2 separate regions of the Homo sapiens genome follow, and region 1 is linked to region 2. The links are chromatin loops, found by intact Hi-C in ENCODE. Cell type or tissue: breast epithelium. All regions are shown on one strand. Links, peaks and the distances in the headings refer to the core of each region. The heading gives the core; the rest is flanking DNA.

Region 1 (10,569 bases), core at 825-8,824, 65 kb before region 2:
CCAGTGGGGATGGGAGGAGGGGTCTAATCTCTCCTAATTTTTCTCTCAATACACTTCCTTCCTGGAGGAATCAAAGAACCCAGTCAGACAGGGCCTGTGTGGAAAGGTGGGGCTGACCGCTCTCTCACAAGTCATGATGCACATGCAGCCAACTGGGCGCCAAACGGGGGCCTGGGCCACAGTGGGGACAGGTGTGTGGGGTCAACTTGGCCAGGTCCAGTCCTCAGAGACAGGCAATGGAGGCCTGCGGTGGAGTGGAGGTGAGAAGCCAGCAGTCTGATTTCCACTCTGCTTTGCACTAGCTGGGTGTCCTTGAACAGAAAGAAGCCTTAACAGCTCTAGATCTCAGCTTCCTCATTCATCAAGTGGTACCAATACTTTGTGCTATGCCTTCTCTTAGAGGTGGCTCAGTAGGGTCTGAGGAATGGGGAGGTACTCTGGAAACGTCATATGGTAAAGTCATACTCTAGGCCTTCAAATGAGCAGGGAAAACAGAAGCTCAACAGAGGTAGAAGTTCACTTTGGTTGTCCTCTTACTCATTTACTAATCCACCTATCCACTTATCTACCTATCCATCTCATATTCACCCCTTCACTTATCTACCCATTCATCTCATATTCACCCTATAGTCATCTACTCATTCATCTTATATCCATCTTTCCATTCATCCACTCATCTACCCATCCACTTCATATCCACCCATTCATGCATCTATCCATCCATCCCATATCCACCCATTCATTCATCTGCCCATCCATCTAATATTCACCCCTCCACTCATCTACCCACTCATCTTATATCCATTCATCCATTCATCTACCCCTCCACTTCATATCCACCCACCCACTCATCTATCTGTCCATTTCATATTCACCGCTCCACTCATCTACTCATCCATCTTTTATCATCCATCCATTCATCCACTCATCTACCCATCCACTTCATATCCACCCATTCACTCATTTATCCATCCATCTCATATCCACCCATCCACTCATCTACCCATCCATCTCATATTCACTCATCCACTCATCTACCCAACCACTTCATATCCACCAATTCACTCATTTATCTATCCATCTCATATCCACCCATCCATTCATCTGCCCACCCATCTCATGTTCACCACTCCACTCATCTACCCATTCATCTTATATCCATCCATCCATTCAGCCACTCATCTACCCATCCACTTCATATCCACCCATCCACTCATCTATCCATCCATCTCATATTCACCCATCCACTCATCTGCCTATCTATCTCATATTCACCCCCCACTCATCTACCCATTCATCTTAGATCCATCCATCCGTTCATCCACTCATCTACCCATCCACTTCATATTCACCCATTCACACATTTATCTATCCATTTCATATCTACCCATCCATTCATCTGCCCATCCATCTCATATCCATGGTCATCTACCCATTCATCTTATATCCATTCATCCATTCATCCACTTATCTACCCCTCCACTTCATATCCACCAACCCACTCATCTATCTGTCCATCTCATATTCACCCCTCCACTCATCTACCCGTTCATCTTATATCCATCCATCCATTCATCCACTTAGCTACCCATCCACTTCCTATCCACCCACCCACTCATCTACCCATCCATCTCATATTCACTCATCCACTCATCTACCCCTCCATCTCATATCCATCCATCCATCCATTCATCTGCCCATCCATCTCATAGTCACTCATCCCCTCATCTATCCAACCACTCTCCAACCACTCATATCTATCCAACCACTTATCTACCCATCCATCTCATAGTCACTCACCCACTCATCTATCCATCCGTCTCATATTCATCCATTCACTCATCTACCCATCCATCTCATATCTATCTATCCATCCACTCATCTACCCATTCATCTCATATCCACCCATCTACTCATCTGCACTTTCATCTTTATATCCATCCATCCATCCATCCATCCATGCTTTGATCCAACATCTATCCACCCATCTATCTATTCTGCATCATTCTGTTATCCTTGCATCCAGCTATCCAACAATCATCCATCAATTCATTTATTCAACATCCATCTACCCTCTGTCCATCCTTTTTCTTACTCACAAAACAGTATCTTGAGCACAGCTGGTACCAGAAACACCCAGCTAGATTCTGGCATTCAATGATAAATAGAACCATATGAGACTAGTAGCTCACAGTCTAAAAGAACAGAAAGTGTAAACTAAAACAATACACCAAAAACTACTATGAAGAATAGATAAAGTGCTATTGGAACTAGAGGTGGGAGTTGGCATGGGGGCAGCACCACTGAATTTAGTGACCTGAAAAGGAAAGCTGGAGGGTTAGTGAAATAATAGGCTGCAGACCAAGGGAGCCATGGCTGCATGTTTAAAGCCACAGCATGGCTTGGGGTATAGGGTAGGTCCCATTGGAGAGGACACAGTGAGTGGGTGGTGGGGCTGGTGAGGCAGCCAGGTGAAAAGCAGGTGAGGCCTGAGGTTACCATAGGCAGGACTTATCTGACTGGCCTCAGCAGTGCCCTCCCAGGTTGGCCATCTGTCCCTGGAGGGGCACAGCTTGGCTCCAACTCCCCCATGCCCTGGCAAACCAGAGTAAAACTGCTCAGTCCTCATGCGTCTGGAGTGATTGGAGGCCCAGCCTGTTCAGCTCCGAGTTAGAAAGCAGGGTTGGCCAGGAGGCTGCCAAGGCCACCAGGTCAGGGCCAGGGTGGGGCTGCCCAGGGAAGGCAGGAATCAGAGATTTGTGTGGCCTGCTTGGAATTCTTGGTGGTTCCCTGCCTTGGGAAGCTGCCCCTGCTCATTTGCTGACTGTGGCAGGGCGAGGTCCACGCCCCAGGAAATTGGATGTGGGCTCAGTTACCCAGTGGCTTCCTAGCTGTGAGAGGGAGGGCAGGTCATTTCGCTTCCCTGAGCTTTGCTTTCCTCATCTGTGAAAATGACAAGAGTGAGGCAAGATGGCTCTGGGCTCTTCCCAGCTCTGGTAGTTCCTAGGAGACTGACACTTGTGTGCAAGTGTGTTTTGTGCTCGAGTCTTGCCTTGCACAGAGGCTCAGGGGTCAGGCATCCCCCCACTGAGCGATATGACTCCCTTCTTCTGGCAGGCTTCTCTCCTGGGCCCCCAGATCTTCTTGGGAGTGGTGACACCTTAAGCCATGAACCAAGAGCAGTCAATTCTGTCTATTGCCCTCTTAGGTCTGCGCAGCTCTGCTGTGAGAGGCTGAGCAGGTGTAAGGAAGGCTAGCAGCTGGGAGCAGGCCCCAGAGGGAATGGGGCTTGCTGGGACAGAGACTTGAGGAGGGAATCTAAGGAAGAGCCAGAGGTCTCAGAGCTGGAGGAGAGGGCTCAAAGGGAGGGGAGTGGGACATTTAAGGTGACATCTATTGGAGCTGCCTGAGATAAACTCTGCAGATTGTATGGTTGTGCCAGAGGCCTGCCTGGGGCCTAGGGATGCTGGTTTGGGGATTTGAGTTTGATCTCCTGAAGTTTATTTTAAACCTAGCTACTGGCTGAGGCAGCAAATGAAAGCAACAGAAATCCTCAGTCAGCAGCTAATGAAACATGCACCACAGCCACCCGCCGTCGGCAAGCCCTCCTGTCTGACACCTGTAACCACTTCATCTTCCGGCCATGAGTCTCTCACCACTAAGCCAGACAGTCCTGCCCCGCAAGGAGCCCTGAGAGGTGTCACCCAGTCATAGCTGGTTTCCATCTGAATGTGCTCTGCTGGGTCCCAGAGCCGTGGGCTCTCTTCCATCTCTTCTCTCTCAGCTTCCTCTGGGCAAGGCCTCAGGCAGCCATCTCCACAGCCAGTCAGTGATGTGCTGGGGCTCCAACCAGACCTTCCTATGCAGGGTCCCTGGCCCTTCCTTGTGCCGTGGCTGCCTGGGAAGCAAGCTTTAGTTCTAGCGAGAACAGAGGTTTGTAGCTTAATGAGCACTTACTCGGGCCAGGTGCTATCTGAGTGGTTTCTGAGTACTGCTCTATTCTATCCTTGTAAGAACCCCATAAAGTGTTTGCTTTCACTATTCCTATCTGTGAGGCTAGTGTTATGTGTTGACGTGGCCAGGCTAGAGTCCACAGTTACTCAGTCAAACACTAATCTAGGCGTTGCTGTGAAGGATTTTGTAGACATGGTTAACACCTACAATTACTTGACTTTAAGTAAAAGAGTTTATCATCTGTAATCTAGGTGGGCCTGATCCAATCAGTTGAAAGGCCTTAAGAGCAAAATTGAGGTTTTCCTGAGGAGGAAGAAACTCCACCTGTGACCCATAGCATTAGCTTCTGCTCAAGAGTTTCCAGCCCGATGGCCTGCCCTACAGACCAGATTTGCTAGAACCCGTGATTATATAAGCCAATTCCTTGATGTATATCATCTACTACTGGCTCTCTTTCTCAGATAGAACATTGACTAATATACCATCTAACAGCAACTGGGCCAGTGTGACACAATTAGTAAGCGGGGAGCCAGGGTTCAAATGGAGGCAGCCCAATCTCTGAGCATGAATTCTTAACCTCTGCAACATACTATTTTTTAATCAATATTAGCACATTGCATCCACAGTTTCATTTTATTGATGAGACTTAGAAAGGTAAAATAACTTGCCCAAGGTCACACAGCTTATAAATGAACGCACTGGAACTCCAGCCCAGGTTTGTCTGATTACAGGCCTGGGCACGCTCCACTATTCTCCGTGGTGTGCTGGTAAGTGTTATCAACTGGTTCTCCAGAAACAAATATATGTATACATATATACACACATAAGTTAATATAAAGTTTATTGCCATCAAGGATTGTAGCACACAATTTACAACTAATAATAAAATATACGTATTTTTTATTATCAATTTTATCTAGTAAATTGATTCTCACAGGATGCTTTTGTTGATACTTCCTAAACTTTTGTATCTATAGTTAAATTATTATTACAATTACCAAATAAGTATAGTTCCTGTGTGAATGTTTGCTGTTTTCTTTTACATTAATAAGTTTGATAGGAATGGAGCAATGGAGGCATGAATTTCATTCATTTGGCAATGACACAAGTGACTTATTTGCTGAATTAAAGAATAGTTTTTGAATATTGGAAGAATATGTCCTCAATTCTTTTTCATGCTATTTACAATTAAAGGCTACCAGCACAACATACTTTTAAGTATAATCTACATTAACATTTTCTCCATTATTTTCTTAACTCTAGACTATCAACAAAACAATAATCAGGCTCTGATTTGTAGCATTTGTCAATTTGTTTGATGTAAATATTCCCACCATCGCTGATTTCAAGCCACCAACATGAGTTACTGCAGGAGGTGTTGAACAGAGATGCTCAGTAGCGCACCTTCATATGGTATTTCTGCCATACATATACAATAGATGTAAACAACCTCAACAGCATAGGTAATTGAAAGATGGGATAAATAGGAAGTGATGAATTTTTGGCATTCATTAGCTTTGTTTTTGTTATAATGTATTTAATTGTAAATTTGCCTAAGTTAATTTTTAATAACTGTTTGACAACCAGCTCACGAAATTCCTGAAATTTTACCAGTCCGTTCATGAACCCGTATGAGCTTCTCCTGCACACTACTTTAAGAAGAGTTCAAGGGCTTTCTCTTTCTTGATCTCCAACAGGCTGTTGGTTATTTTCCCTCTGGAAGGACCTCTTGTGCACCTGTCCTATTGTCATTATTTCTTTCCATGTTTGTCTGTGCATCAGAGTAGTTTGTTGAGGGCTGAGATTATAGATTATAACTCATTCATCTTGGTAATGGCCCAATAAACCCATAAAGTTTTTTGATCAAATGCATAGGTCAGAGATTTTCAAATCTTATTTCCAAAAGCCCAAGAATTCTGCAGAAACATCTCTGGGGTCCCCACAAGCTGACAGGAAGGCTGGAGTAGCAATGCTCCAAAAGCCCAAAGAAAGTGCCACAGAAAAGAAGCAATCAGCAAATGAGAAGGAGCTCCTGGAAATGATTATTGCTAAAAATTATTTTAAAAAATCAATTGAAAGCTTGAAATGCAAAGTTAAGAAAATCTCCCAGAACATGGAGACAATGGCATAAAGTATGGGAGGAAAAAAATATTCAAACAGGATCAATTCAGGAGGCCCAATATCCAACTAAGAGTAGGAGTTCCAGAACAAGAAAAGAAAGAAGATGGAGGGGAGGGAATTATTGCAGAAATAATTACATTTTAAAAGTCCCCAGAGCCAAAAAGGGACACCGAGTCTTTAAATTGAAAGAGCTAAGAGAATATCAAGCAGATATAGAATTGAGCAATTTAAGAATATTAAAGATTAAAGCAGATCCTGGATATTTCTATGGAAACTAGAACATCAGCTCACAAAAACCAGAACATTGACTCTGACAAATAAACCGGAATAAGGGTGACATCATAATACTCTATAGCAACGATAGAGGCCCAGAGAATAATAGCCAACACTTAACATGACGCCCACGATGTGCAGGCACTGTTCTAAGCATTTTACATATGTAAACTGGTTAATCCTCATCACAACTCCATGAGGTAGGTACTATTTTTATCTTAGCTTATTTATGAGAAAACCGAGGCACAGAGAGATTAAGTGACTTGCTGGGTTCTAGGAAATGTAAAGTTAAAATTTAAACCCTGGCAGCCTCATGCCAGAGATCGGATTTTAACCTCATCACTATATTCCATCTCTAAGTGCTAAGTCTAAATGGCTTTGAACCTAGAATTCTACAGACAGCCAAACTATCAGTCAAGGGTAAAGGAAAAAAAAAAAAGTTATATTCAGCCATTCCAGGACTCAGAAATTTACTTCTCATGCTTCCTTTCTGAGAAGTTATTGAATGTATATTTCAGCTTAGAAACCATGAGGAAGAATGTTACAGGATAAAAACTGGTAGAATTAACTCAAGGATCTAATAATGTAAAGGAATTCCAGAATGACCTGTGTGCAGCAGGTCCAGGAAACCCTTTGAACAAACAAGAATAGAGAATCAGGGACCCAGTAGAATGTCAGGAAAGAAGAGAGGAATAGATTCTGAGAAATATACAAAAAGAGGCTGGAAGATATTAGGAATATGGTGAAGAGGCCTGTGCTTCTTTCCAAAGCAAATGAAATAATCAGAAACACCAAAAGAGAAGGAGGAAGAAAAAAACCTTTGATAAGAAGTTAATGCAGCCTGGGCAACATGGTGAAACCCCGTTTCTAAAAAGATACAAAAATTAGCTGGTAGTGGTGACACACGCCTGTAGTCTCAGCTACAGAGACTGGGGTGGGAGGATTGCTTGAGCCCCGGAGATAAAGGCTGCAGTGAGCCGTGATTGTGCCACTGCACTCCAACCTGGGCAACAGAATGAGAACCTCTCTCTCTCTCTCTCTCAAAAAAAAGAAGTTAATGGTTCAAATATAAAGCAAACTAAAATTTGACGTGATTTGGAAGACTTGGTAGAGAGTAAGAAAGGACAATTCTCTTACTGTTGATGCTGGAAGCATTTGATTATTAGAGGCACAGGAGTAATGATATTGTAACCATAGAGAAGGAACTATGATCACTCACAATACACTCCTTGGGGAACAAAGTCACATAATCAACAACATAAACACTGAGCCTCATTTTCATAGACAAAATAGGAAAGGCTTAATAATAAGGACAAAATAGAAGACAAAGATGAAAGAAATAAGAAATTGGGAGATAGAGGTGGACAAAGATGGGGGGAAAATAGGAATACTAATATTCTTATCTTACCGAATGGCTCCAGAAATAGAGGCCCAGAAATATTATTTACATATGCAAAGTTAAACAATAGAGACATTAAAATAGGTACAAAAGTAGCACACATTGGGCAGAGGAAGGGAGCTAGAGATGGGGCGTATGAATTAAGTCCTTCTCCACCGTGGCTGGTCATAAATGGATGATGTGAGGTTGACTGCACACCCTGAGTTGCCCAGGACAGGCTTATTTTATACTGTTGTCCTGTGATTATTAGTTCTGTCTCTTTTCACTTTCAACAGTTTCCTGGTTGAAGGATTAATTATCTGCTACCTGATCTAAAGTTGATAAATGAAAAACATCAGTATTAACACATGACATGGAAAAAACACCAGAGGAGAAAAAACCACCAAAGGAAGAAAAACAAAAACTGTGAACAGTGATGTCTCACCGGGGGTGGGAGCACAGCAGCAGACATTTGTCAAAACTCACCCAACTCTATAATTTAAATGTGTACATTTTATGGTATATAAATGATTCCTCAATAAAGTTGATTAATCCAAATATAGTGGCCTTCAGAGATGGCAGGGGTGAGTGAGAAGCCACTTTTTATTGTTTGATTTTGTTTAAATATGGATTTTTACTTTAACAATGTTTTTTAAATTTATATTTAAAACGATATTAAAAAACAGAGTTTAGGCCTGGCATGGTGGCTTACGCCCGTAATCCCAACATTTCATGAGGCTGAGGCAGGAAGAACACTTGAGGCCAGGAGTCACAGACCAGCCTGGGTAACATAGAGAGACCCTGTCTCTACAAAAAATAAAAATAAAAATAAATTAACTAGCTGGGCATAGTGGCATGAACCTAGCTACTATGGAGGCTGAGGTGGGAGGATCGCTTGAGCCCAGGAGTTCAAGGTTGCAGTGAGCTATGATTGCACCATTGCATTCCAGTCTGGGTGACAGAGTAAGACCCTGTCTGTGAAGAAACAGTGTTGTGTGGGGGTGTCGTGTTGGATGGAGCTTAAGGCTCTACTGGCTTGGATTCTTCCTGAGATTTCAGGTCAGAATTGAGGAGCAGGATGTTTCCTCCGAGCCCCTTTTTACTCTTATGGACAAGAGGGATACTTGAGAAATGAGAGTGCTGGTTCTTATTAGATTTGCCTGGGTAGCTAAAACAGTTACCAACACTGGGATCCACCCCCAAGAGTTCCTGATTTCACTGGCGTTTGAAAAAGCCCTCTTGGTGGCTCTAATGGGCAGCCTGGCTGAGGACTACTGAATTTGGTGAGGGAGCCCTGGGTGGCAAGGCATGAGAATTCAAGATGGGAGGATGGATAGGTAAGGGGTAGGAGTCACCTAATCACATTCTCTCCCTTTACAGTGGGGAAACTGGCCCAGTGAGGGAAAGGGTCTTGCCCAAGGTGGGGTGGCAAGTCAGTGGCCCCTGGCTGAGGCTAGAACATGGGCTGCCTGACTCCTGGCCTTGTGCTCATTTCTTCACACCTCGAGGGTTCCATAGGCTTGACTTGGGAAGGGCAGTAATACACGTGCAGGGGTTTGCTGAGCACCCGCTGCCTGCTAGGCCCTATGCTAGATGCTGTGTGTGGCTTCTCTCCTTCAATCTTCCTGCCACCCTGTAACTCCTGTCTCCTATGTTATACTTTAGCTAAGAGCTGCTTAGAGAAGTTAAATGACTCACCTTATTTTGTGCCATTCTCATTAGGCTTTAACCTAATATTTCTCAACATGTGGCTCTAAGAAATATTTTTCTCTAAATTTCTTGGAATGCTTATTAAAAATGCAGATCCCTGGGCTGCACCCTAGACCTGTGGAATCAGAATTTCTGGAGGTAGGATTCAAGAAAGTACATTTTAACCAATATTCTTAAGCCCACAAACAATTGAGAGCCACCACTCCCAGGAGCCTTCTTTGCATCACTTGAGCAGACCAACCCTTCCCGCCCCAGGGCCTTTGCAACTACTGTTTCCTCTGCCTGCTGAACAACCTCATCTGCAACTCACTCTTAAGTCTAAGCTTTCCCTGGGATGTCTTTTGACTCTTTAGACAAGGAAAGGTCTTCCCATTGCACGCTCCTTTGCACAGTAGATGTTTCCTCTGTGGCACTTACTACGATGGTAACTTACAAAACAACATGTGTGATGTTTTGTTTCATGTCTTTTCCCTGCTACACTACGAGCCTCATGTCCATTGTGTCCACTGGGTTGCTCACAACTCCTGGCCCCATGCTTGGCACCCAGCAGGGGTTAAACAAGCAGTCCGGTTACACAGCCAGAGACGAGCAGAGCCGGGATTCAACCCCAGACCTGTCTGATACCGGGTCTACTTCTAAACCTGCATGGTGGACTGCCCCAGAAAAGCAACGACCCAGACCAGACATGAGGGTCCTAACCAGTCGCTCATTCTCCAGCCCCCTAAGCCACTCTGCTTATTCACAACTAGTAGTTCCTTTTGATAAATACTGATAACCAATAATTAAGGGGCCATTGAGAGCTTGGATCTTCCCCTACAGGCACAACACCAGGCACTGTGATATCAAAGCACAGACAAAATCAAGTTTCATGTCCTGGCAATTACTGCAAGCAGTCCCAAACAGCCAGACACACTGCATAAGCTCAGTGAAGACCTGAGTCTCTGTCCTTTCAGATGTTCTGATAGCATCTTGAATGAAAGTTCCACCTGGGCCCAGCGTGCAATAGTAATAGTAGTAATGGATTCAGACAAATGAGAATTTACCAGGTCAGTAGGCCTGGCCTGCCCCTGCCCCACACCCACCCCCAGGCTCATTCCCAAGCAGAGCATGACAGGCACTGGGATTTACTCAAA
Region 2 (10,569 bases), core at 893-8,892:
TATTGAATATGTATCACGTGTCAGATACTGTGCTTTCTATGCAGCATCTCCTTTTGGTAGTTTAAAGATGGCTGCAATGTTTGACACACCTTCCATCAAAAGGTGAGGTGTCATTCTTAAATCAGGGCTGGCCTGAATGACTTGCTTAACCAGATAGTGGACCACTAGAATGCAGTGGAAGCGACATTCTGGGATTTCTGAGGCTAAGTCACAAGAAGCCTTGCAGCTTCTGCTTGGGGTTCTTGGAACACTTGGTCTCAGTGTGCTCCCTCTAGGATTTCAGGCTGGGAAGAGCTCCAGCCTCATGGGGAGGCCATGTGTAGCCACTCAGGTCATCAGCCCCAGCAGCCTGCACTGCTATCTGACTACAATCACATGGGAGACATACAAGCAAGAACTGCCGGTCTAAGCTCGGTCAGTCTATAGAACCATGAAAGATAATAATACATTTTTGTTTGAAGCCACTAAGTGTTGTAGTGCTTTGTTACACAGCAATAGATAACTTCTGTACTCATTCCATCCTCTCAGTAATCCCTAGAGATGGTTATTATTGTCAATTTCCACTTTACATGAGGAAATTTAGATAAAAAGAAGTTAAGTAAATTGCTCAAGGTCACACAGCTAGGTAAATGGCAGATCTAGGATTTGGCTAATCCACTAAACTCTTTCCTGCTCCCTTTCATTGAATTGGTTGAGCTCTTGGTTGCAAATAATAAAATCCACACTGGCTGGTTTAAGTAGAAATGAACAGAGGTTGGCTCACAGAATTTCTGGAAGGGCCAGGAAGTCAGAAATTTCCAGCTACAATTTTGGAGCCTCCACATAAGAATATGCCTCCACAAAGCTCCAGAACACTTGGGATGAATGCCTGGGGCTCTGCCACTGGCACCCCCATCCCTGCCAGCTGAAGAACTGGGCCCCTCTGCCATGTGGTGCCAGAATATCAATTCCCCTGCTCTCTGACACCTCTCCGTGGCTCACACTTCCTAACCCAAGTCTTCCAGGGACAGGGGAGTAAGATGAGTGATATTGGGGTTTCATGCCTACACCTGAAGGGATGTGAGTTCTCTGGCTCTGGAAACAGGACTTACCCAGGGAGGAAGGTATCAGAAAGATTATCATACATTCATTTATTCACTCATACATGTATCCTCAGTCTATTATGTGCAAGACCTCAAGGATCTCACAGTCTACATGGGAGACATACAGGTAAATCTACAATCACAAGACACCATGCCAGGAGCTTTACTAAAGGTATGTGCAGGACATGGGACACTTTGAGAGAGGGAGAAGAGACCCTCACTTAGCCAGCTCATTGAGGGTGGTGAGAGAAACCTCATGAGGTGAAGACATTGAAGCTGAACTCTGAAGGATGAGGGAGAGGCCCCAGGTAGAGAAGGAGGGAACACGCTATGTAAAGAAATGGAGATGAGAAAGGGGTGTAAAGATTCTGGGGACACAGTGGTGGATCCTGAAGCCGGGATATAGGCTCCATGAGGAACTAGAACTCAGAGTATAGGCCTTGATTGCTGAGTTAAAACAGTAGATTTAGCCCCAGGGTACTGAGGAACAATAAGAGGTTTTAAACAGAGAGTGATATGATTGGTTTTGCACTTTGGCCATGTGGGCAGGAGCATACTTGGAATGCAGACTCATAACAAGCAACTCAAGTAGGAAACTATCACAACAGATGATGGATTTCCAACCTGAAGCAGCAGGACTGGGGATCCTGTGTTCATCCTTTTCTCCTCTACTCAGCACATGTATGCATGCACACACACAATCACATACACACACTAACCTCTTCTTTGATTATGATGCATAAGGTATAACCCATCCCCAACCACTGCCACCAGTGCCACCACCCTAAAAGGAAAAGATAAAGTTGCATAAGTGAAGTTCTTCAAGCTATGGAATCTGAATCTCAGTCTCACCCCAAGACCTGTTCCTTCTTCCTCAGGGGTTCCTTCCAGAAGGGAGAGCCAGGAAATCAAATCCTTGGCTCTCCTTTACCTTCTGAGATTATAAAATGAATAAAGAGGAACACAAATGTGAACACCCCAAATCACTATCTACTAGATTTTCCCCAGAGTAAATTCAATAGTAGAAATGGCGTTGAGGCTGGTTTTAACATATGGTACTTGACATTAAAAGTCCTGCTTTCTCATGGCAACTCTACCATCCACCAACTGTGTGGCTTTGGACAAGCTATTTTTCCTATCTTGAAAGGCATACTCAGCACTGTCTTTGCAAAAATGACCACAATCCTTCAGTCCTCCCTGTAAACATGTCCTTTGCAATGAGACATTGCATCTCCTTCCATCAAGAAAGTAGAGTCGCTTTGGCCAACAGGATGTGGCAGAAGTGGCAGTGTGCCGCTTCCAAGTTCAACCCTTAAAAAGCCTGTGTACATTCATGTTCTCTTGCAGAACCCTGCAGCTGCTGAGTGAACAAGTCTGAGTTAGCCTGCTGGAGGGTGAGAGAGCTGAGGCTTCACATCCCAAGCCAGTTTATAATCAGCAGGCCTCACACATGTGAGGAGGCTCATCCTAGATCAATGAATCACAGGATGAGATGAGTCCTCAGGAACCACAATGGAGTCTTGAGCAGTAATAGTTGTCATTTTAAGCTGCCAAGTTTTAAGGTGTTTTGTTATGTAGCAATGGTTAACTGCTAGAGGTGTCAAAAGGACTTTGGCAAGTCACAACTATCATTACCTCAGAACTTCATAAAAACCCCTTGGATGCAGATTTGGCCTCCCCACTTCATGTGTGAGAAAATTGAGGATTGAGGAGGGGATGAGATTTCTTTTATGCACATGACTGATAGGCAATAAGTCTGGAATTTGGAGCCAGGCCATCTGACTACACATCCTGTATTCTTAAGTGATTCAACGACTCTTCTTGCCTTTGTCTGGCCTCAGACACTCTCCTAACCCAGGTATCAAGTCAGCATGTAGAATGGGGGAGATGTGGTCACGCTCAGTGGCCAAGCCTCCTGAGCCACAGACGTTGGGGTGAACCTGGCCTGCAGCACCCAGTTCTTCCCTTTTGCACTCTGATGTGATGCCGGGGTGTTGGGGGGCACACTTGGGGAAGTGTGATTTCAGGAAGCTATGTGGCCCTCAGAGCAGTGAAGAAAGTGTCCAATTCTAATTGCAAACCTGACAAACCACAGTGACCCTGAGTAGCTCAGATGATGGCCCAGAGCTGGGGGAAATTCTCCCTCCCAAGACCGGGGCCCTGGGGAGGCCTCTGGACTGGGATTCCTGAGACCTGGTCCTGGGGCCTCCCTGCCACTAGCTGGCTGTGTCTTTGAGCATGGCCAGCTCCTTCTCCAAGCCTCCATTTCTTTATCTGCAAAGATGCCCTCATCACCTTTAGGATTCTAAATAGCCTGACCCTGGAGCTCAAGATCCTTAGTTTCCCAGGAGTTATGTGAGATCTGGGCCATTGTCAGATTTTGAGGCTCCCAGTATATGATGAAATATTTTTTAAAAAAAGGCAAAATAGGGTGTCAAAATGATGGTAACTGTTAATGTTTATGTGGAACATAATCCCTGAAACCCCTCATCCCTGCCCAACACACTATATTTTTGCTGATTGTAGAGACAGCAGCAAAGTTTAAAGTTGATGTGTTTGCAACTATATCCTGTGCTTGAGTGGTGATCATCACCATTCTATCAGTGGCTTAGTGATGAATAGGAACAGAAACAGGGAGGCTTGACACTCACACCTGCTGTGATGTGAACCTCTATTTGGCCACCTTTTAGGAAGGAGGCCCAGCCAGGCCCAAAGCCAGTGCTTTTATGGTCATGGGTCCCGAGATGGAGCAGTGGCCAGCTCCTGTAGCCAGAGTAAACTGCCTGGTTTGCATCTGAACTGGAGTGACTAACGCTGCATAGAGGATACAATAAAACAGATCATGGAAAATTTAATGGCCCGTGGTTGGCAATCACTGAATTATTTATGCCATCTTTGCCTCTTCCGAATTCTCAGTTGCTCTTCCTCCAGCACTGCAGCCCTGGCTGTCTGCAGGCTGAGGAGTAACAGGGCCTGGGGAGATCAAGACGTGGGCACCAAGAGGCTGGAGGTTTCTGAGTAACTTTGGGCAAAAATTGCTTCCAATCTTTTGGCTTCATTTTCTCATCTGTCAGTTAGGGGGTTCTCCTCCACAATCTAATAGCAACTTAAATTTATGCCACTCTTTACATTCACAGATGATTCCCAAATTCTTCCATCCTTCCCCAAACACTATGAGGTAGGCAGAAGTGGTCTTACTATCTTCCCATTTTCCAGATGATAAGCCAAGGATCAAGATGATGAAAAGACTTATCCAGATTCAAAGGGAAAAAAAGCAGTGCAGAGAATTTCCAATTAGAGATGCAGATTGAGTACACGAAATTTAGCTTCTCTCTATGCCAAAATCGTATTTGAAAAAGTGTCAGAAAAGACATAAGAGAATGAATAAATCCCTATTAGGAAATTAAAAAAGGATGTTATCCGTGCACCAGAAACGTTGAGGAATTTCTGAAAGGTGGTAGGCCAATGAAATCCAGCTGACTGAGAAGCCAGAGCAAGGAAGTGACAAGTCAGCGTAGAACCGCACGAGGCATGTGGCTGAAGCCACAGCCCTTTATCTCAGCAGACTCCGGGAAACTCCAGTAAAAGCAGGCAGGCTATGGGGCAACCCCAAACTACTTGAAGAAGAGCTTTCCTGGTTGTCCCAGAGCTTTCTTGAATAGACGGAACAGCTGGCTTTGGCATTCACCCTCAGGGAAGAGTCACGAGAACAACTCTCAAAATCAAATGAGGGTTCTGCAGGCATTTCTGTCGACTAACCCTTCCTGACCTCCTTAGCAGACTCAGAGAAAAAAGATAAAGGAAAGGAACTCCACAGAGGAATAAACTTGGTCTGTTTGACTACAGTGTGTGTTTCTATGATCTGCATTACTCATACACAATTGATGCATAGGAGCACGATGTCAGTAACAGCAGCTGAATGCAAAGAAAGCTGAACCCAGAGATGTGGTGCCAGAAGCAACCCGCACACACCTACACTCCTCCTCATGGTCACTTGTGTTGTCTTGGAAAGGCCTGTTAAATAGTTATCCCCATTCTTGATGCATTTTGTCCTCATTTTCATAACTCAGAAGCCTAAACCCTATCTCATACCTCCTTCTATGAAGCTACTTTCACTTTTTTTTTTTTTTTTAAAGTAAAGCCTGGCCGAGTGAGGTGGCTCACGCCTGTAATCCCAGCACTTTGGGAGGCCGAAGCGGGTGGATCATCTGAGTCAAGAGTTCAAGACCAGCCTGGCCAACATGGTGAAACCCCGTCTCTACTAAAAATACAAAATTCAGCCAGGCTTGGTGGCACACACCTGTAATCCCAGCTACTCAGGAGGCTGAGGCAGGAGAATCGCTTGAACCCAGGAGGTTGAGGTTGCAGTAAGCCGAGATCATGCCATTGCACTCCAGCCTGGGTGGCAGAGTGACACTTTGTCTCAAAAAAAATAAAAGTAAAGCCTTATATTTACTGTAGTATTTTTTACTTATTAGAAAGTTAAAAATGTGTTCTTAAAATATGAGCCTTTTGTTTTGTTAGGATTATTATTTTTGTTAATGGTCTGATTATAATGTTGCAAGAAATTTGGGTAGTTTATTTCTAATTCTATTTTTCTCATTAGTCCTATTATTTTTAATATGCAGTTTTGAATATTTTAAGGATTTGGGATATATTGTATGTCAAAACTCATGTACACTAATGCTCTCCACACTTAGAAAGGAATGCCTTCCTTACTTCAGCAATGGTTGTGGCTCATGAGCTTGCATTTCTGTTCCCTATTAGCAATCCTCACTCAGACACCTCCAGGGCCCCTGTCCTGTTCAGGAGAGAGGCCTATTTTCCAAGCAGACCTGTGCAAGCGGCAGAGGGAACAATTTACCCCAGCCGGGTTAGTTAACAACCTCACTATTTATTCAAACATTCTAATGGCTTTCTGAGGATTTCCAAGTTGTTAGGAAAACAAACCACATAAAAGAGAAGGACTAATGTGAACAAAGGAACCCAGAGGAAAAACAGAGATGATGCAGCAAACAGAAGAAAATGGATGTTAATTTATTGGGAGGATATTGCATCCATAAAACAAAAGCAGCACACTATGGAAAAAAGAAAACAAGCAGAGCATGTAAAAGTTCTTAGAAATTAAAAGTATATTGGCTGAAATTAAAAAAAAAAAGGGCTGGAATGGAAGGGAAGAATAAGAAACCAAATCAGAGAAATTATATAAAGACAATAAAGTTTAGGAAGTATCTCAGAATATAGACTAAAATGTCAATATGACTTTTTAAATGAGGAAAGATTAAAAAAAAAAAACATGGAGGCTACAACGAGAAGGCCAATACTCAACTAATAGGAATTTTAGAAAGAGAGAACTGAAGTAATAGAAAAGAAGGAATTGTCAAATAACAAAAGAAAATTTTCTTAAGCTGATAAAAGATATGAATTTGGAGGTTAAAAGGGATCACTATATTATCAAGATTTTTTGGGTTACATTTGAAGGAAACCCAATTCAAAGAGCTGAAAGAAAAAAAGTGAATACATTAGCTAATCTGGCTTTAGTCTTGCCTGCATCTAGAAGTTTGAATGTTGAAAATTATTTATTCATTCTCTCTCTCCCTTTCTGTCTCACTCTCCACCCCTCCCCTCTGCTTTCCTATGTGTTGGGTTCATTCCCAGGCAAGTTCTCTATGTATAGTGACCAAGAAGGCCTCTATAAATTCCAGTCTTATTTTATCCTTGTACCAAACCCAGAGAAAAGAGCAAAATCCCCTCTCTTCCAGCATCCAGATCAGTCTGTAAAACATACACTGATTGGCCTGGCTTGGTTGCATGTCCAGCCCTGAATTGATCTCTTGGCTGGAAAGACGGAATGTTCTGATGGCCACTCTGGGGCAGGGAAAGAGGGACCCTTCATTAACAGCACCTCCAAAATCATGTGAAGTGGGTGAGTTATTGGCAGTTTTCAAGGAAAAGGGAAGCAGGCCGGACCAAAAAAACAAAGCCGTAGCCATCTGCTATTTTCACCAAGTATAGAGCAGATGTAATGAAAAAGACACACACTTCTCAAAAAATTGGGAAAGTTTCAGAACTCTAACAATCAGATGGAAGTCTTAAAACTTCTTAAGGAAAATATTTAGGATACCTAAAAAGAAACAACAATCAAAGTAGCATTTGATTTTTCATATGCAATGGGCTTGCTAGAAGGTAACAGAGCAATGTCTACAAATTCTGAAGGGAAATCATTTGGAATCTCTTATACAAGTGTGAAGGCATAGTAAAGACACATTTAGAGGTTCAAGGATTTGGATTTATTTGGTGCACCACCACCCCTGTTATGCACATTTTCTGAAAAATTCCTTGAAGATATACTCTGGCAAAATGAAAACTGAATTCAAGAAAGAGGGAGACAATAGATTCAAAAATTATAGAATTAACCCAGAAGAACAATGGAAAGGAATACTAGTAGGACAGTTGTGCAGCTGACCTAATAAGCAATTAGAACAAGAAATCAGAGGGCTCATAAAAAATAACCTAAAGAAGAAAAAAGCATTAACCATATCCTATGAGTAAGAAGCTGACATGCTGGTATAAGACACTTCTAAGAAACAAGAAAAGCAAGGTATGAGACACTTCTCAGAAACAAGAAAAACAAAGGCAATTGCGAACTCTGGGAAAAACAAAGAACTGTATGTGAAACTCATGGTACAGATATAATGAGGACTAACTTGTGGCAAGAGTCTGAGCCACCAATGAAGTGTAGGAAGTCATGCTTTCTGAACTCACAGAAGCAACCTGCCATTGGTCAGGTAATGTAAGAAGAAGATAATCCATGAATGCTTTAAATTCACACATCATCTGTTTGGATCTGTATCAGGAAAAAGTGATAATTATTTCCCCATGATATGTTTGTTCTTTTTGAAAGTGATTGAGTACTTCAGTAATTTCTCTTGACAAATTATCCTAACAATGGGCTTACCTCTTTATATTATTTTTAATTAAAATGTATATGTAGATAAATTCATCTATTTGTTTAGGGGTAAGTTGCATCTTTTGATTTTTGAAAGAGAAATGACTAAGTTCTACCTAAACTAAAAACCTCTTAGAAGTATATAGTTAAAATAAAACACCACAACTTCAACTTTCAATTCTTTTCAAATTAAGGAAAGAAAAATTATGTAAAGACCAATATCTCCTATGTTGAAGAAAAATTTGCTTGAAGTTCTCTAATTCTTTGTCTCTAACTTTAGAGTTTTTCTTCTATTATTACCCAGTAAAAGTAAATTTTATATATTTTTTCTGAATATTAGTCATCACCTCTGGATAATGAGATTTCAGGCTACTGGCAGATTATGATCTTTTTTTGTATTTTTCTTAATTTTCACATTTTCTGTCATAAACTTGTATGATTCTTATAATAAAAATGAGAGAGAAATGGTAATATAACTATACATATTTTGATGTTGAAATATGTCTAGAATATTTTTAAAACAAAAAAGTCCATTGTTGAGTAGTACGTAGTGTGTGTGTGTGTGTGTGTGTGTGTGTGTGTGTAATCTGGAATTACAATAATTATTGTCACTAGGGAATAGGGTAGAGAGGGGCTAATATTGGCAGGATGTGGGTGAACAGTCTATCATATTTATCTTGTGTTTGTTCTGGGTTGCATATCTCTTTTACAATGCACACATAGTAATTAAAAGCAGTGGCAGGAGACTCGACCCCTGAGGTTCTGATTTCAGATGTGTGTTCATTCTCTCCTTTCTCTGGTGAGCAGCCATGCTCGGAAGGACAATTTTCCTTCCTCCAAGGGAAAGAACCCTCTAGAAGGAGAGTCTATCCCATGGTAGCTGCATAGAGAAACACATCCAGGCTTGATCCATGTAACCGAGGCCCAGTGGGTTCTGGAGAGAAGGAGGAAGCTGTGGGAGGAAGACTCAGACTTCCTAGGCCTTCCCACCTACCCCAAAAAGTCAGTGGCCATTCCTGGTCCAGTGAGCATTACACCTTTGTTCCCAGTCTTTGTCTCTTTCTGGGGCTTCAGATCCAGATATTCAATTATCTTCTGAAAAACCCCATTGGAAAGCTCCACAGGCATCTCCACCTCACCCTATCAAAAACTGAGCACAGTGTCTCTCTCCACTCCAGGCTCTATCCCCCCTGCCCACCTGCTCTCTCTCATTGTCTCGGTCAGTGCCACCTCCATCTGCCCCATTGCACAGGCCAGAAACAGGCACTCATCCTTGACTTCTCCTTCTACCTGCCTCCAACAATCAATCACAAAATCCCATTCATTTATAAATATTTCTTTCCTCTAGCAGGAACCCACTTTCTCTTTCTCCTGGCAACCACAGCAACCCTTGTCTCCATCAGTGTCACTTGGGCAACTGAAATTCCCTCAAATGGTTCCTCCACCTTCCCAATCCCAGTCCTACTGTTGGTCTCCTTTCTTTTAATCTCTTCTTCCCAGAGTGACCCTCTGAAAGATGCAAATCTGATCATGACATTCTCCTTATAGGGTCCCCCACTGCTCTCAGATCCTGATTCTTCTCCTTTACATGTATTGAGGGACAAAGCGCTCTATGATCTGGCTCCGGCCAGCCCTTCCAGCCTCAACTCTCACTCCCCTGACAACAAGAGATCCTATCAGGTTGAGTTTTCTTTCTTCCTTTGAACTTTCCATGCACTCATTCTTCTCTGGCATCGTATCTGCTGCTCTCTCTGCCAGGAACAATCTACCCCATTCCTGAACTGTCTTCATCACTCACCTGGCAGATCATAGCTCAGGGGCCTTGTGATCACTGAGGTTAAGGAAGGTGTCCCTCCTATGTTTCCATAGTACCCTATACATTTCCCCCTCTAGGCACAGGTCACACTGTTTGATGATTGACTCCTTATTATATCCATATTCCCCACTAGACTGTTACTGAGGGCAGGGCCTGGTGCACAGCCAGCTTCAGGAGAGCTTGGATGAATGGATGGATGGATGGACGGTTGGATGGATGGATGGATGAGTTTAGATGAATGGATGGGATTAGATGGGTAGATGACTACAGAGTGAATGAATGACTTAATGAATGAATGTATACACAGGAACTGGTCAGACTCCTGCAGAGCTTGGTGAGCCGCAAGTAAAAGACAGGTAACTAGAGAGGCCCAGGAAAAACATATATGGATCTAATTATTAAAATTGCCCAGACAAGGCCACATTCCAGAGGGTAGGGTGGTGGCTGCTGAACTCCAACCTACCCTGGTTTCATATAGATCCCAGAGCCTAGGAAGGGCATGGGGCTGGGTGCTACATTCACAGGTGAAGGCCAAATGACTCTACCACTAACACATGAATGTATTTATTTCATATGTATTTCCCGAGGGCCTACTGGGCACTGGTCCCTGTGTTGGACTGTGGGAATTTATAGATGCACAATTCAGAATCACTCTCCTGTAAGAAGTCAGTGTAATGAACAGACACTTTTCAAAAGAATACATAATGCGGCTGACAAGCATA

What was found. Hi-C counts contacts between places; a loop is a spot of excess contacts. Peaks named below come from ENCODE experiments on the same cell type or tissue, not always from the same donor. Only the 100,000 strongest peaks of a DNase experiment are listed, where the experiment ranks them.
Region 1: it touches region 2 in a loop (18-fold over the local background); 3 of 110 quality-filtered maps call a loop at or near these places.

What each region holds. Positions count from the first base shown.
Region 1 is chr15:70,293,777-70,304,345 of GRCh38, reverse strand. It overlaps LOC105370878 (a long non-coding RNA gene), which reads left to right and starts at 6,460. Exons shown (of 2, transcript XR_932424.3): 1 at 6,460-6,548; 2 at 8,023-8,284. RefSeq lists enhancers at 2,651-3,152, 3,348-3,447, 3,468-3,537, 3,758-3,887. In breast epithelium, for the core only: no CTCF peak of the experiment used is centred there; no DNase peak of the experiment used is centred there.
Region 2 is chr15:70,228,861-70,239,429 of GRCh38, reverse strand. No RefSeq gene overlaps it. Among named protein-coding and RNA genes, the nearest start is that of TLE3, 140 kb to the right of the region's middle. In breast epithelium, for the core only: no CTCF peak of the experiment used is centred there; no DNase peak of the experiment used is centred there.